Linked DNA regions of Homo sapiens: region 1 is linked to region 2. Evidence: read pairs that join two places in POLR2A ChIA-PET (ENCODE). Cell type or tissue: MCF 10A. All regions are shown on one strand.

Evidence for each region. Peaks named below come from ENCODE experiments on the same cell type or tissue, not always from the same donor. Only the 100,000 strongest peaks of a DNase experiment are listed, where the experiment ranks them.
Region 1: POLR2A ChIA-PET joins it to region 2 with 5 read pairs; 1 of 35 experiments calls an interaction of 5 or more read pairs at or near these places.

The regions. Positions count from the first base shown.
Region 1 is chr3:159,478,561-159,482,560 of GRCh38, reverse strand. The region is part of intron 4 of IQCJ-SCHIP1 (IQCJ-SCHIP1 readthrough); the gene reads right to left. The region is part of intron 1 of SCHIP1 (schwannomin interacting protein 1); the gene reads right to left. Among named protein-coding and RNA genes, the nearest start is that of MIR3919, 200 kb to the right of the region's middle. In MCF 10A, no CTCF peak of the experiment used is centred here; a DNase peak (open chromatin) is centred at 2,300.
Region 2 is chr3:161,161,607-161,165,606 of GRCh38, reverse strand. All of the region lies in intron 1 of LOC124906300 (a long non-coding RNA gene), which reads right to left. Among named protein-coding and RNA genes, the nearest start is that of NMD3, 58 kb to the left of the region's middle. In MCF 10A, no CTCF peak of the experiment used is centred here; a DNase peak (open chromatin) is centred at 2,106.

The DNA of each region.
Region 1 (4,000 bases), 1.7 Mb after region 2:
CAGTTGTCATTTTCACAGTGCTTCATAATTAGTACCTTTAGATCAGGGTACTCAATAAGATGATTACATTTGTGAACCACATTCAGCTGAGTCTCTCTGGAATCGTGTTACATCTCAGTGAATCATTCAATGCTTCCATAGCTGCTTGTTAGAAGATTTCTCCTCAGGGCAACCTCAGAATTGAACTCCTTGCAGTTTAGGACATATTTTCCCTCTCTTCTAAAAGTATTCATACGTCCTTCTTGAAGGGAAGCCATGGGCAATAAATATAAATAGGTGTCTTCTTTTACCTATGCAGGCAAAGCAGAGGTAATGGCTTCTTGGAGAAGCACACTTAGCATTGGAGGGGCAATATTGACATCTGTGTTAAGCTACCTTGTCCCAACATACCTTTCTCAAGGAATGTTTCTGAAATAACATCAAGATGAAATACGTGATATGCAAAGCACTGTGCACAATGCCTGACACCAGTAGAAATTCAGTTAAGTATTAGTTTTCTAATCTTGTATACCCCATCCATGCATGCACCCATGCATATACACATACGCTCATACCACCTCCCCTAACACACAAATTGACCAAAAAATTAGCCCCAGCTTCCTGACTGCCATTCTATTATTTTTCTAATCACCCCACAACCTCCATTTCATTTTGTCCACTCTGCCCGATTTTCTGAAATTCTCTGGAGGAAGACACCTTGTGTTTTCTTATTAAGGTTAAAATGGAGAAAAGACATTCTCTTTTTCCATGATACAAAATAAACAAGAAATGTTAAGTATAGTAATTACCATTTTCTCAAATCACAGCATGCAGCAAAGGGCTTATAAAAGACACAGGCAGGAATTACATAGTGTTTCCTACCAGCTTGCCCTACTGTACAGTCAAAACAAGAAAAGTTACCTGGTCCCACCAAACTGGCAGTTACTCCTACCTCTCAGAACTCACTTACAGAAAAATGGGTTGGTGATCAGGTTGCCAGATTTAACAAATAAAAATGCAGAATACCTAGTAAAATTGGAATTTCCCATAAACAACTTTTTTTTAGTGTAAGTCCCAAATATCTTATGGGAGATACCAAAATTTTATTTGCTGTATATCTGAAATTTCAATTCAACTGGACATCTTGTATTTTATCTGCCAACACTAGTAAGTGTACAGTCAATACAGAACACTTAATTCACTCTATCTTAGTGATCTCTTCAGAGCTGTAGACTGTATCACCTAAAACTTTTTTTTAAAAGAAAATCATTTATATGGACATGGTTTTCATGCTTATGGTACATCAAGATCATCTGCAGGGCTTTAAGAACACAATTGGCTGGGTCCACATCTCCAGAATTTCTGATTTAGTAGGTCTGGGCTAGAGCCTGATAATTTACATTTCTAATAAGACCCCAGTGTCAGGCCTCTGAGGCCAAGCCTGCATGTGTACATCCAGATGGCCTGAAGTAACTGAAGAATCACAAAAGAAGTGAAAATGGCCGGTTCCTGCCTTAACTGATGACATTACCTTGTGAGATTCCTTCTCCTGGCTCAGAAGCTCCCTGACTGAGCACCTTGTGACCCCCGCCCCTGCCCACCAGAGAAACAACCCCCTTTGACTGTAATTTTCCACTACCTACCCAAATCCTATAAAACAGCTCCACCCCTATCTCCCTTCGCTGACCCTCTTTTCGGACTCACCCTGCCTGCACCCAGGTGAAATAAACAGCCTTGTTGCTCAAACGAAGCCTATTTGGTGGACTCTGTTCACAAGGACGTGCGTGACACCCAGGTGTTGCTGATGCTGCTGTTCATAAGAGACACCAAAGTGACCTTTCTTTGCCTAGGTTATCATGAGTCAAACCTTCACAATGAAAAATCTTGGTTTAGTCAAAGAGGAGGTGGGAAGGGAGGAGAGAGCAATGTTTAAAGCAGTCTCTGTTAAACGAGAGAGATGTTAGTGTTCTTTTGTTTTGAGAGAAGGGATTTATAATAAATGCTGAGAGAATAAGCAATAAGAAAAGAAAAACCCACAAAATTCCCAAAGAAATTATATTTTATATAGAGGTAAGATTAAATTATTCCAAGCCATCATCATTTTACTCTCTTTCATCAAGCCATGATTCAAATTGACATCAACCTAGAAACAGAGTGAGAAAATTGGATTTGTCTATGTTTTGGTACAGAGGGAACATGTGGAACAACTACTGGGCAACTTCCCAGGATCAACTACCAGTGATGGCATCTTCTGAGGGAGGAGTTTCTAAAAACTTGTGAGAATAGTGGGGCAAGAGATGATTATTATAACCACATACTCATACACTGTGCCAAACAGGAAGTATCTTCCACCTTTATCCCTTTCAAAAGCATTCTTTAACACCAAAGAAAAATGGATTCTGACCATGACTCACTCAAGTAGCTACAAGTAGAGGCAGGTAGCAAATGTGCCATATCCAAGGATATTGAGGATGGAAAGCCATGACCTTAGACAATAAAACCTGTTGTTTTCTATGTGTTAGAAGGCTGGTGGGCTTCAGAGTCAAATGGTCTACATGAGAATTCCAGTTTGGCTACTTACTAGCTGAGTGATCCTGAGAAATTCTCATAACCTCTGAGCCTAACAATTTTCCCCAACTCCACAGTATAGCTAGAAATAACGTCTTCATTACTGTGAGGTTATGGGGGTTCCACAAGATGATGTAAGGAAAAGAGCTTTGCATAGAGCTGCACATTATAGAGGCTCCATGAGTGCATATTAGTTCACAAACAACAAATCCATTGGGAGTACTTTGGACCTGAATCTTGAATGCTTGTAATCATTTTTCTCTCCTACATATCTCCTTGGTGTCAGTTTTCTCATCTGTAAATGTGGGTGGAGTAGAGGTGGAGAGTTAACCGTCCATTCAGGGAAATCCTTTTTTTAAGGTACAGCTTATATGTCTAAATATCCAGTGCAAAATGAAATTGAATTAAAACTAGCCAAGTAATTAATTGCCTACTATTAGGAAAAATAAATGTGTTTGTTATTTAGAAGCTAAATCAACTTGTCTAATTATATAAAGTTTTGATCTGACCGTATGTGAAAAAATTGACAGCCTTTGGAATACTGCAAAACTCATGACATAAAGGCTATTCTACATCCTGAAGACAGAATCATGTTGTCTTATCCTTCTTGCATATGTTCCATCATATACAATGACATCTGGGAATTTCAGCTTTCTCAGACCTGGCTTTTAGATTTTTTTTTGAACTTTATTTTAGTGAATGTTTGAAGTTTTTTTCTGAATTAAAGTATATACAAGAAAATTTAGAAAATTCAGAAACATATAAAAAGCATAATACTCATTAGTAATCTCACTAGAGATAATCATTGCCAAAATTTTAATCTTTATTCTGAACTTTTTCTGATATTAACATTGCATGATACACAAAATTTGGCATTCTATTTTTCTGGCTTAATATTATGTGAATTTCCTCATGCCTTTTTAAACCTTTGTAAATATTTAAAAAATTGATGCATATTAGGCAAGAGAAAAGACATTTTTATAGGAAAGGAAGAAGTAAAATGGTTTCTATTTGCTGATGACATGATTTTATATAGAGAAAACCCTAAAGACTCCACCAGAAAAACCTATTAGAGCTGATAAATTTAGTAAAGTTGCAGGATACAAAATCGTCATACAAAAACTCAGTAGCATTTCTATATACTAGTAATAAATGATCCAAATATAAAATTAAGAACACCATCCCATTTACAATAGGAACAACAACAAAATACTTAGGTGTAAATTTAACCAATGAGGTGAAAGACCTGTAATATGCTGATGAAAGAAATTGAAGAAAACACAAATAAATAAAAAGATATTTCATGCTCATGGGTAGAAAAAATTATATTGTGAAAATGTCCATAGTACCCAAAGTGATCTAAAATTCAATGCTATCTCTATTAAAATTTCAATGCCATTTTTTTCACAGAATAGAAAATACAACTCTTCATATGAAAACACAAAAGACCCTG
Region 2 (4,000 bases):
TTCTCCAGTGATTCATCTGTTTCAGAGATGCTAGAGATGCTCTGCTCTCAAATCCTTTGCTGGTATGTCTGGGAGTAGTGGTATAAACAAATGACAGTGACCATGGAGGGTGTCTCCCCGAGCTAGAGCAACAAACAAGAGATCGTGGTCAAGGAGCAGATAGCTCTGATATCTGAGGACCAGGCAGTTTCCTAGATGATCAGTCACAATGTCTGTTCCAGTGTACACACTGTGGACGTAGAAATGGGAAGGGCAGGACAGGCAGGCTCACTCTAGTGGTGATGCTCACTAGCAATAGGATGGCATCAGGGACTGGACAGTCTCAAGATGCTATCCCAGTGACCTGGTCACAGGTGCATGAATGTAGTTATGTACTGTCTTTTGGAGAGCCACCAAAAGTACTCACAGGCCATGTTAAAAGTTTTAAATCAGCAGGATGACATGCCTGTTGGTGTTGCCACAAAGCTAGAGCATTGGCTTCCTAGTTCTTCTGGCAAAGGTGTATAACCAGCCATCTTGGTAGAAGCAACACCCCGCCAGGGGTGCCTTTGAGGGGCTTTAGAGCACAGTTAAGCAGGACTGTTTACAGGCATTTGTTTGCTGCCTGTGCCATCTGGGTCTGAGAAGGCAGAAGTGAAGAAGGTTCTGTAAAGCAGTGATATCTGTGCAGAATCATCACCAACGTGCAGTTCAGCAGGTGAACAGGGAAGAAAAATGATACAGAGAATGGATATACAAAGGACATGTGGAACAATGGCTTGTTCGACGAACTCCCAGTAATTGAGCCTGGTAATACGTACACATGGAGAAGTGAGAAGACGGGACCAAGAAAGTGGGCAAAGCTGGGCATGGTGATGCACGCCTGTAGTCCCAGCTACTCAGGAGGCTGAGGTGGGACAATAATCTGAGCTAGGGTTCGAGGTTGCAGTGAGCTATGATTGCACCATTGCATTCCAGCCTGGGTAACAGACCAATACTCAGCTCAGAAAAAAAAAAAAAAAAAGAATATATGCTTGATTCTTTCCCTTAATTTTCACGGTAATCAGATGATGCCCTAACAATCTCTAATGGCTAACCATTGAGATGTTCTTTTTGTTTTAGTTCAAACAAATGAATTTTTATATATTTGATGCATTTCAATCTTCACAAATTCATTCTAATTAGTTCCTTTGTACTTTTAAAAAATCACTTCTTCTTCAAGTTATTCTTTTGAGTGTTTCCTGGTTTTCTAGCTTCATAAGCTATCACAGGCATTTTCTGCCCTAGATGTGGAATCCACTATTTCCCTAAAGATCTCTACCACCTTTTGTAAGCGGGAAATGGCAATTAGAGACTACTGTCTTGGCAGACCTCTTTAATTAGAGTGTAATTATTCAAGTTGACCAAGGTCCCTGACACCCCTACTGTGCTATATGAGATGTACTTTATTTATTTATGTTGCCTACTTGAGTCTTGCAGGCATTTCAGTTTGCAAACCCTGGGAAGAGGCCTGTGGTGTGATCCATCATAATTTAAGTTTTGTCCTGCCACAAATTGTAACTGAAATAAACCACTAAATTTCTCTATGCTATGTTTTTCCCATTTAGAAATTGGGAACTATAGTAACTGTACCAAAAACAGTAAGAAATAGTATCAACTAGAAATATCTTTAAGTCTTGATATTTCTATCACTACTCCCACCACCACCCCAAATTCATAGTGACATAAATATTAATTTTGCTTAGTTTTTTGTTTTATAAGTTAAAGTATCACCTGAAATATTTAAAATTTAATAAATTTGAGAACTAAACTTTAAATTTTCAATTCAAAAAATAAATTGAGAAATAGAGTAAAATCTGTATGAAGTTTCAATAGGCTCAGAATGATCTCCAAGCTTGTAAATATTCATTTCTTGACCAGAGAAAGACTACTTGTTACTCATAAATATTCATTTTTCTTCTTTCTTTGATAATAAAACTCTCAAATCTTAGTTGGACACCTGGTCATGGGAATGAGATTTACACTTTCCAGCTTCTCTTGCAGCTATTAGAGCTGTGAACTAAGGTTTGTGGATAGAAAGTAGGAGGAAGTGATGAGTCATGCTGGGTCAACGTCTGGGTTGTGCTTCTAAACAGAAAGGAATTTGCCTTCACTCTCTCCCTTCTTCAGTAGCCTGGCATGTTACTATAGTGGTGAGTCTTTTCTACCACAAGCATGCAGGCAATATTCTAGGAATGACAGAGCAATAAGATAGAATGAACTTGGATCCCCAACACCATATCAACCCCAGACAGCTTATGATTAGGCTATTATGGGATAGCTAAACTTCTGTTTTACTTAAGCCACTATTTGTTTGGATCTTATTACAAAGCAAACAGTTCCACTAACTAAAACATATCCTATATATTGTATTTAACTCATCATACAGGCCTACGTAGGGGGAGAAAGGATCTTCATAACTACATACATAAAAGAACTGTTTCTGTGGAAGTTCGTCACACTTCTTCCTTAACCTGCTGAGTGTGACTTCAATTGTCTAAAAGAATGCCAATAATTGCTTGCAGGAATGGCATATGTATGAGCTGAACAAGAAATTTTCCCTTACAAAGGCCAATCCTGCTATTGTCGAGTACCTAATTTTTCAGCAGGGTAGCAAACCCTAGCACCAGGATGGTAACACAACACTAGGTATCTGTTGCCAGGCTGACTTTATTAGGCTCCCTTCATCATGTAGAAGACCATAACAAGAAGAGACACTTAATTCTGCATTTGGATAGGCTTCCCCTACCCATCATGCTTCTGCCTACACCAACATCCGTGTCCTTATTGAAAATCCTGTACAACATCATGCTTTCTTAGTCAATATGGCCTCCAAACAAGAACTTATTTAATGGCAAAAAATGTGAAGCAGTGATATAATGTCCTGCCACTTTTGTTTTTTGTTTGTTTGTTTTTTGAGACAGGGTGTTGCTTTATCACCCAGGCTGGAACGCAGTGGCTAGATTATAGTTCACTGTAATCTCAAACTCCCGGGCTCCAGCGATCCTGCTGCCTCAGTCGCCCAGGTAGCTGGGACTACAGGGACGTGACACCATGCCTGCCTAATTTTTAATTTTTTGTAGAGTTAGGGTCTCATTTTGTTGCCCAGGCTGGTCTTGACCTACTGGCCTCAATCAATCCTCCTACCTCGGCTTCCTGAAATGCTGGGATTATAGATGTAAACCACCACACCCAGCCTGACCTGCCTTAAGGAACAGAGCAGTTGCCTGGAAAAAAGGAAAGGAAAATCATTAATGCCAAACTAAAGTTGTGCGAGCAGTTGTAGAAATGAGAATGAGGTCTCCACTCTATTTTCTTAGTTGGGCAGCTGGCCATCAGAATAAGATTTATATTTTCCAGCTTCCCTTACAGCCATCTCTGGCTATGAGCTACGTTTAGCAGATGGAGTAGAAGGAAAATGATGGATTCCACTTCTAGGTGTGTCTTTAAAGAGAAGGTACTTAGCCTCACTTTATCTTCTTCAGATGTCAGACTTCTGCCTCGTATGTACGCGGAGGGCCAGAAGATTGAATAATTTCCCCTTCCCTTCATTCTTTTTAATAATTCACATGATATAAGCAAAAATCTTTATACTCTTTCCTCTTCCTTTTTCTCTGTTGTTGTTTATTGCAGTAGTCTTCAAACTTCTTTCCCCGCGAAAAAAACATTTGAAAAATCCTTTTGTGGGCGGCGGTGGCTGCGCTTGGCGCACGGGGTGGGAGTGGAGCCCAGGTCAGGAGCAGGCACCGCCGCCAGCGACTGGGAGCATGTTGGCCACCAGCTCGCCGCCATCAGGGCCGCCACCTCCGCCCTAGCCGCCTGGCTTCATGTTGCCACCGCTGGGAGATGGCCTGGGCGCTGGGACCAGTGCCGGTCGAAGTTAGGAAAAATTACAGTGGTAATCCTTCACCAAAAATATTTTTAAGAATCTGATCGTTGACAACACTATTAGGTCCTCCTTCAATTTTATTGCAAGTAAGAT